2 separate regions of the Homo sapiens genome follow, and region 1 is linked to region 2. A link is an interaction called in ENCODE POLR2A ChIA-PET data of the cell type or tissue named here. Cell type or tissue: PC-9. All regions are shown on one strand. Links, peaks and the distances in the headings refer to the core of each region. The heading gives the core; the rest is flanking DNA.

What was found. Peaks named below come from ENCODE experiments on the same cell type or tissue, not always from the same donor. Only the 100,000 strongest peaks of a DNase experiment are listed, where the experiment ranks them.
Region 1: POLR2A ChIA-PET joins it to region 2 with 18 read pairs; 11 of 35 experiments call an interaction of 5 or more read pairs at or near these places.

Annotation. Positions count from the first base shown.
Region 1 is chr19:18,578,541-18,582,928 of GRCh38, forward strand. No RefSeq gene overlaps it. Among named protein-coding and RNA genes, the nearest start is that of REX1BD, 8.1 kb to the right of the region's middle. In PC-9, for the core only: no CTCF peak of the experiment used is centred there; no DNase peak of the experiment used is centred there.
Region 2 is chr19:18,273,010-18,277,386 of GRCh38, forward strand. It overlaps IQCN (IQ motif containing N), which reads right to left and starts at 1,443. Exons shown (of 4, transcript NM_001145304.2): 1 at 1,394-1,443. RefSeq lists enhancers at 1,870-2,164, 1,948-2,067. In PC-9, for the core only: no CTCF peak of the experiment used is centred there; DNase peaks (open chromatin) are centred at 1,542 and 2,012; H3K27ac peaks cover 1,383 bases.

The sequences.
Region 1 (4,388 bases), core at 135-4,134, 310 kb after region 2:
CATTTCTCTTTCTGTCGTCCCCACCTCACTGGGAACCATTTCACCTATCATTTCTCTTGTTTAGGATCAGCAATCCAAACTACGGAGCTCTTCCACTCAGGGTACCACTCGCATTTGTGGGAGTTAAGTAAAATAATAGACCATCGACTGGGAGATCAAAAGTAGTATTCTTAAGATGGAAAGCGGGGACAAAAGGCTGTAGTGCATGAGACACTATTTCAGCCTTGGCCCAATCCCCTGTTGCCCCCCGCCTTAAAATTGCTATGTCTATGTACAATCTTTAAGGAGTTCATCTTACTGGGGCAGTTTCAAGCTCAGAAATATGCTAACTGGAGCCTTGTAAACCACCTAAGAATACACCCCAAACTTAGAACCCACTCACTGGAACAAAAACTTTCGGGCGCACTGGTAAGAGGCCGCTAAACCCAGCAGCCTGGCCTCCTTCTTTGTGGCTAAGAAGGGAGGGAAAAGAATGTGGTTGAAACTGCTACGTCGGTAAGCACAATTAAATCTGATAAGCAGGGTTCCATGGGTGATTGTGCACCCTGGAAAATGGACACTAAAACAGTAGGGGACCTGCTAGAACCAGTGTCCACTGGGAATGACTAGGGGTGCGGGCATCCCTATGCTTTCCTTTCAGATGGGAGATTTTCCCTCCAAAGTGAAGTCGCCCCTGAGGTGTATTCTGAATAACTGGGACCAATTTGATCCCCAGACATTGAAGAAGCAGCTCATATTTTTCTGCAGCACTGCCTGGCCACAATATCCTCTTCCAGGAGGAGAACGATGGCCACCTGAGGGAAGTATACACTATAATACCATCCTGCAACTAGATCTGTTTTGTAAACAAGAAGGCAAGTGGATTTAGGTACCATATGTTCAGACCTTTTTCTCATTAAGGGATGATAACCCACGATTGTGTAAGACATGTAACCTGCACCCCACAGGGAGTCCTCAAATTCTACCCCCATACCCAGTCCTCCCCACGGCTCCTCCTACTAATGCCAAACCCTCTCTGGCTTCTACAGCCCAAAAGGGAACAAATAAAAGAGCCTTCAGAGAGCCAAGAGACCCCACTGGCCCCTGGCTATGTCCTCTTCAGGCTGTAGGAGGGGAATTTGGCCCAACCCGAGTACATGTTCCCTTTTCTCTCTCTGATCTAAAGCAAATTAAGGCAGACTTGGATGAAAGTTCTCAGATGACCCCAATAGATACGTAGATGGCCTGCTGGGTCTGGGACAATCTTTTGACCTTTCCTGGAGAGAGATCATGTTATTGCTTGATCAGACCTAACCTCTAATGAGAAGAATGCTGCTTTAACAGGAGCCCGAGAGTTTGGGGATACCTGGTACCTCAGTTAAGTAAGTGATAGAATGACATCAGAAGAGAGCAGTTTCCTACTGGCCAGCAAGCAGTCCCCAGTATGGATCCCCACTGGGACCCTGACTCGGATCATGGGGACTGGAGTCACAAACATTTACTGACCTGTATCCTAGAAGGGTTAAGGAGAACTAGGAAAAAGCCCATGAACTATTCAATGATGTCTACTATAACCCAAGGGAAGGAAGAAAACCCTATTGCCTTCCTCAAAAGGCTGAGGGAGGCTTTGAGAAAATATACTCCCCTGTCACCAGATTCCCTCGAAGGCCAGTTAATTTTAAAGGACAAATTTATTACTCAGTCAGCTGCAGACATTAGGAAAAAGCTCCAAAAGTTAGCCTTGGGCCGAGCAAAATTTGGAGGCATCATTAAACCTGGCAACCTCAGTGTTCTATCATAGGGACCAAGAGGAACAGGCCGAAAAGGAAAAGCAGGATAAGAGAAAGGCTGCAGATTTAGTCATGCCCTCAGACAAACCTTGGCGGTTCAAAGAGGAGAAAAAATGGAGCAGGCCAATCACCCAGCAGGGCTTATTATCAGTGCAGTTTACAAGGACACTTTAAACAAGATTGTCCAAAGAGAAATAAGCCGCCCTCTCACCCATGTCCACTATGCCAAGGTGATCACTGGAAGGCACACTGTCCCAGAGGACAAAGGTTCTCTGGGCCAGAAGTCCCCAACCAGATGATCCAGCAACAGGATGGAGGGTGCCCGGGGCAAGCACCAGCTCGTGTTGTCACCCTCACAGAGCCCCGGGTAAGTTTGACCATTGAGGGCCAGGAAATCGACTTTCTTCTGGACACTGGCACAGCCTTCTCAGTTCCACTGTCCTGCCCTGGATGGCTGTCCTCAAGGTCTGTTACCATCCAAGGGATCCTGGGACAACCTGTAACCAGGTATTTCTCCCGCCCCCTTAGCTGTAACTGGGAAACCTTAATTTTCTCACATGCCTTTCTCATCATGCCTGAGAATCCCATACCCTTACTGGGGAGGGACATATTAGCTAAATCAGGAGCTATCATCTGTATGAATACAGGGAAGAAAAGACCTATCTGTTGTCCCCTACTTGAGGAAGGAATCAACCCTGAGGTTTGGGCATTAGAAGGACAATTTGGAGGGGCAAAGAACGCCTGTCCAGTCCAAATCAAACTAAAAGACCCCACCCCTTTCCCTTACCAAAGACAATACCCCCTAAGACCTGAAGCTCGAAAAGGATTACAAGGTATTGTTAAAAATTTAAAAGCCCAAGGTCTAGTAAGAAGTTGTAACAGCACCTGTAACACCCCAATTCTAGGGGTACAAAAACCAAATGGTCAATGGAGGTTGGTGCAGGACCTCAGGCTCATAAATGAGGCCATAATTCCTTTATACCCAGCTGTACCCAACCCTTATAGATTGCTCTCTCAAATACCAGAAGAAGCAGAGTGGTTTACAGTCCTGAATCTTAAAGATGCCTTTTTCTGTATCCCTCTACACCCTGACTTTCAATTCCTATTTGCCTTTGAGGATCCCTCAGATCAAACATCTCAGCTCACCTGGACAGTCTTGCCCCAAGGATTTAGAGATAGCCCTCACCTGTTTGGCCAAGCATTGGCCCAAGATTTAAGTCACTTCTTGCACCCAGGTACCCTAATTCTTCAATATATGGATGACTTACTTCTCCCGTTGAGAGACCCTGTGCCATCAGGCTACCCAAGACTTTTTTTTTTTTTTTTTTTGAGACGGAGTCTTGCACTGTTGCCCAGGCTGGAGTGCAGTGGCGCAATCTCGGTTCACTGCAAGCTTCGCCTCCTGGGTTCATGCCATTCTCCTGCCTCAGCCTCCCGAGTAGCTGGGAGTACAGGCGCCTGCCACCACGCCTGGCTAATTTTTTGTACTTTTAGTAGAGACAGGGTTTCACCTTGTTAGCCAGGATGGTCTCGATCTCCTGACCTCATGATCCACCCACCTCAGCCTCCCAAAGTGCTGGGATTACATTTGAGCCCAAGGCCTTTTAAACTTTCTAGCTGATCGAGGTTACAAAGTATCTAAATCAAAGGCCCAGCTTTGTTTACAGCAGGTCAAATACCTAGGGCTGGTTTTGGCTAAAGGAACCAGGGCTCTCAACAAAAAACCTATCCAGTCTATACTGGCTTATCCTCACCCTCAGACATTAAAACAGTTGACAGGGTTTCTTGGAATAACTGGCTTTTGCCAACTGTGGATCCCCAGATACAGCGAAATGGCCAGGCCACTTTACACTCTAATTAAGGAGACCCAAAAAGCTAATACCCATTTGATAGAATGGGGACCAGAGGCAGAGGCAGCCTTCAGAACCCTAAAACAGGCCCTAACACAAGTCCCAGTTCTGGGTCTACCTACGGGACAAAATTTCTCTTTGTATGTCACAGAAAGAATGGGAATAGTTCTTGGAGTCCTTACCCAGACTTGAGGGACTACCATACAGCCAGTAGCATATCTGAGTAAAGAAATTGATGTGGTAGCAAAGGACTGGCCTCACTGTCTGCAGGTGGTAGCTGCAGTGGCCATTTTAGTATTAGAGGCTGTCAAAATAATACAAGGGAGAGACATCACTGTATGGACTATTCACGATGTCAACGGCATACTAACTGCTAAAGGAGGTTTGTGGCTGTCAGACAATCGCCTACTTAGGTACCAGGCCTTATTACTTGAGGGACTGGTGCTTCAGATGCGCACTTGTGCAGCTCTTAACCCAAACTTATGCTGCCCAGAAGGATCTTTTAGAGGTCCCCTTAGCCAACCCTGACCTCAACCTATATATATACTGATGGAAGTTCGTTTGTAGAAAAGGGATTACAAAGGGCAGGATATACCATAGGTTAGTGATAAAGCAGTAGTTGAAAGTGGGCCCCTCCCCCAGGGACCAGCACCCAGTTAGCAGAACTAGTGGCGCTTACCCGAACTTTAGAGCTGGGAAAGGGAAAAAGTATAAATGTATATACAGAGAGCAAATTTGCTTATCTAGTTCTACATGCCCATGCTGCCAT
Region 2 (4,377 bases), core at 378-4,377:
ATTGACACACATATATTTATTATTTTTATTTTTTTGAGATGGACGGAATCTTGCTCTGTTGCCCAGGCTGAAGTGCAGTGGCACGATCTTGGCTCACTGCAACCTCCGCCTCCCAGGTTCAAAGTGATTCTCCTGTCTCAGCCTCCCGAGTAGCTGGGATTACAGGCACTTGCCACCACACTTGGCTAACTTTTGTATTTTTAGTAGAGTTGGGGTTTCGCCATGTTGGCCAGACTGGTCTCGAACCCCTGACCTCAAGTGATCCGCCCGCCTCGGCCTCCCAAAGTGCTGGGATTACAGGCATGAGTCACCATGCCCGGCCTAATTATTATTATTATTCTCTTTGAGACGGAATTTCACTTTTGTTGCCCAGGCTGGAGTGCAATGGCGCCATCTTGGCTCACTGCAACCTCTGCCTCCAGGTTCAAGCGATTCTCCTGCCTCAGCCTCCCAAATAGCTAGGATTACAGGCATGCGCCACCACACCTAATTTCGTATTTTTAGTGGAAATGGGGTTTCTCCATGTTGGTCAGGCTGGTCTTGAACTCCTGATCACAGGTGATCTGCCCGCCTTGGCTTCCCAAAGTGCTGGCGTTACAGGCGTGAGCCACCTTGCCCGGCCTAATTTTTGAATTTTTAGTAGAGATGGGGTTTGACCATATGGGTCAGGCTGGTCTCGAACTCCTGAGGCAGGAAAATCACTTGAACCCGGGAGACAGCAGCTCTGGGAGCTGAATGGGCCCATTCCAGGGGCTGAGGTTTCATCAACCAAACGGTGCAGCTCTTTAGAGGAACTCAACCAGAAGGGGTGAGAAACGGGATTGTGGGGGATGAGAAGAAGGAACAGGGGCCCCCTGGACACAGAAGCCAAGCGACTGGCTCGGTAATTTTGAGTAAACCCCTCTGAGCCTCAATTTCCCTATCTGTCACAAGACATAAGATCACCATCCTCAGGTTGCCAAAGAGACACAACAGGCTCAGCTGGGCGCAGTGGCTCCTGCCCGTAATCCAAGCACTTTGGGGGACCAAGGTGGGAGGATCGCTGCAGCCCAAGAGTTTGAAAACAGCCTGGGCAACATGTCTCTATTTATTTAAAAAAATAATAATAAAGAGACATAACAGGCTCTCCATGATGTCCCCCATCACAGGTGAACAAATCCACCATCAAGGCTTTAGAGGTCCCTAGAGCCCCTGCTGTGAGGGGCCAAGGAGCTGACCCATCATTTGCAGTCACCCAGAAGGCCCAGAAGGGCTCTAAAGGCACTGGGGGCCAGAGGAGAACGACAGGGTCCCCCACGAACCCTCGCAAACAAGTCCTCCACCAGCCCCACTCACCCGCCCCTGAAGCCACCAGCCCCACTCACCCGCCCCCAAAGCCACCAGCCCCACTCACCTGCCCCTGAAGCTAAACCTAGCAGTCTGAACGGCCAGTCTTGGAGCCCTGGTGCCGCAGCAGCTTTGTGACTCAAAGCCAAGTTCTGGCCAATCCCTGGCAGCTCTTAGGGGGTGGGGATTCTAGAAGGCACAGCCAGAGGTTGGGGAACAGGATGCAGGGCAGGGCCAAAGGTCATGGTGGTTGCTACCTACACCGGCTCATCCTGAGTACAAAGGGTTCTCAGCACAGAGGGAACCCCAAATCTCCCCCTCCATGTACCTAGAGGCAGTTTCAGTCTTTCATCCCACGGGCATTTTCTGAGCACCTACTATATGCTGGAATTTGCCCCATGTCTGGGGATACAAACAACTCAAAGAATTTGAGGCTGTAAAATGGCTAGATGGGAAGGGACCAAAAAGGGGGTGCAACGGGCCAGTCAGGGTTCTCACTGATGTCTTGGGTGTGGCTCTGAGACTGCGGGCTCCTTGGGGTGGGGCCGGACTTGATCTCTTGGGATCCCCACTGGGCCCGGCAAAAGTGGGTACTGACCCTGAGCCGCAGCGCTATAAGGGGAAGTCAGGCTGCTGTCCTGGATCACCTCCTGGGGCTGGGCTGGGGCCCAGCATGAGTCACCGCTGGCTGGGCCAAGGCTGACACGCACCTTGGACTCAGTGCAGCTGGCTCCAGCCAAAGCCAGCCTGGCCCAGAAGCCTCTGCCTGGCTTCCTTGGGGAGCCGCTGGGGGTTGCCGGGACAAGAACCAGCAGGGGTGCCTGACCTCCCTCTGCAGCGATCACCCCCTCCAAAACCTTCCCTATACTGTGGGTGTGACTTTGGACAAAATCAGGGACATGGCAGATGGCAGTTGGGTGGGGTTTATATCCTTTGTCTGTTTTTTGAGATTGAGTCTCGCTCTGTTGCCCAGGCTGGAGTGCAGTGCTACGATCTCAGCTCACTGCAACCTCCACCTCCCCGGGTTCAAGCGATTCTCGTGCCTCAGCCTCCTGAGTAGCTGGGACTACAGGTGCATGCTATGACGCCCAGCTGATTTATGTAGTTTTAGTAGAGATAGGATTTCACCATGTTGGCCAGGCTGGTCTCAAACTCCTGACCACAAGTGATCCGCCTGCTGCGGCCTCCCAAAGTGCTGGGATTACAGGCATGAGCCACTGCACCCAGCTCATCCTTTGGATGTTTCATCAGAACAGGTCCCTTCTGTGCTGTCAACGAGCTAAACACAAACTGGGAGTTCTCAGGGCAATTGGAGACCGTAGGAGCCCAGTAAGGTGCTGGCCTAGCCTGAGGGTTACTAGGGACAGGCTTCCGAGGACTGTGCAGCTGAGGCTGGGAGGTGGCGCTCAGCTGCATGACTGGGGGAAGAGTAGCTGGCACAGAACTACAGCTGCAGCCGTGCAAAGACCCTGAGGCCAGGAAGGCAGGATATTGGGAATTTGGGTGGAGAGGCTCCTGAAAGGAGACACTGGCCAGCCCAGGGACTGGTGCAGTCAGGACTTTTTCCAAAAAGGTTTCAAGTAAGGAGTCAGATCTGTGATTTAGAAAAAGCCCTTCACATCACAGCTCATGCCTGCTTGACTCCCCCATCAGACTGGAGGGCTGGCCTCAACTAGGTGTCAATAAATGCTGGGGACGCTGGGCGCGATGGTTCATGCCTATAATCCCAGCACTTTGGGAGGCCAAGGCGGGCAGATCGATTGAGCCCAGGAGTTTGAGACCAGCCTGACCAATATGGCAAAACCTCGTCTCTACTAATAATACAAAAATTAGTCAGGCATGATGGCAAATGCCTGTAATCCCAGCTACTTTGGTGGCTGAGGCAGGAGAGTCACTTGAACCCAGGAGGTGGAGGCTACAGTGAGCCAAGATTGCACCACTGCACTCCAGCCTGAATGAGAGACCCTGACTCAAAAAAAAAAAAAAAAAAAAAAAAAAAAAAGAGGCCGAGTACAGTGGCTCAATACCTGTAGTCCCAGCATTTTGGGAGACCGAGGTTGGAGGATCACTTGAACACAGGAGTTCAAAACCAGCCTGGGCAACATAGATCCCATCTCTACAAAAAAATTATTTAAAAATTAGTAGGGCGGCTGGGCGTGGTGGCTCACGCCTGTAATCCCAGCACTTTGGGAGGCCAAGGCTGGCGGATCATGAGGTCAGGTGATCGAGATCAACCTGGCTAACACGGTGAAAGCCCATCTCTATTAAAAACACAAAAAAATTAGCCAGGCATGGTGGCAGGCGCCTGTAGTCCCAGCTACTCAGGAGGCTGAGGCAGGAGAATGGCGTGAACCTGGGAGGCGGAGCTTGCAATGAGCCGAGATGGCGCCACTGCACTCCAGCCTGGGCGGCAGAGCAAGACTCCGTCTCAAAGAAAAAATAAAAATAAAAATTAGTAGGGCATGGTGGCGTGCACCTGTGGTCCCAGCTACTTGGGAGGCTGAGGTGAGGCAGGACAATCAGTTGAGCCTAGGAGGTCAAGGCTGCAGTGAGCTGTGGTCTTGCCACTGCACTCTGGCCAAGGCAAGAGCGAGACCTCATCTTGTAAAGAAAAAAAAAAACAAACTTGTGGGGCCCAGTGGCTCACGCCTGTAATCCCAGCACTTTGGGAAGCCAAGGTGGGTGGATCACCTGAGGTCAGGAGTTCGAGACCAGCCTGGGCAACATGGTGAAACCCTGTCTCTACTAAAAATACAAAAAAAAATTTAGCCAGGCAGGGTGGCTCACGCCTGTAATCCCAGAAACTTTGGGAAGCTGAGGCGGGCAGATCACGAGGTCAGGAGATCGAGACCATCCTGGCTAACACGGTGAAACCCCGTCTCTACTAAAAACACAAAAAAATTAGCCGGGCATAGTGGCGGGCGCCTGCAGTCCCAGCTACTCAGGAGGCTGAGGCAGGAGAATGGCATGAACCAGGGAGGCAGAGCTTGCAGTGAGCTGAGATCGCGCCACCGCACTCCAGCCTGGGAGACAGAACGAGACTCCGTCTCA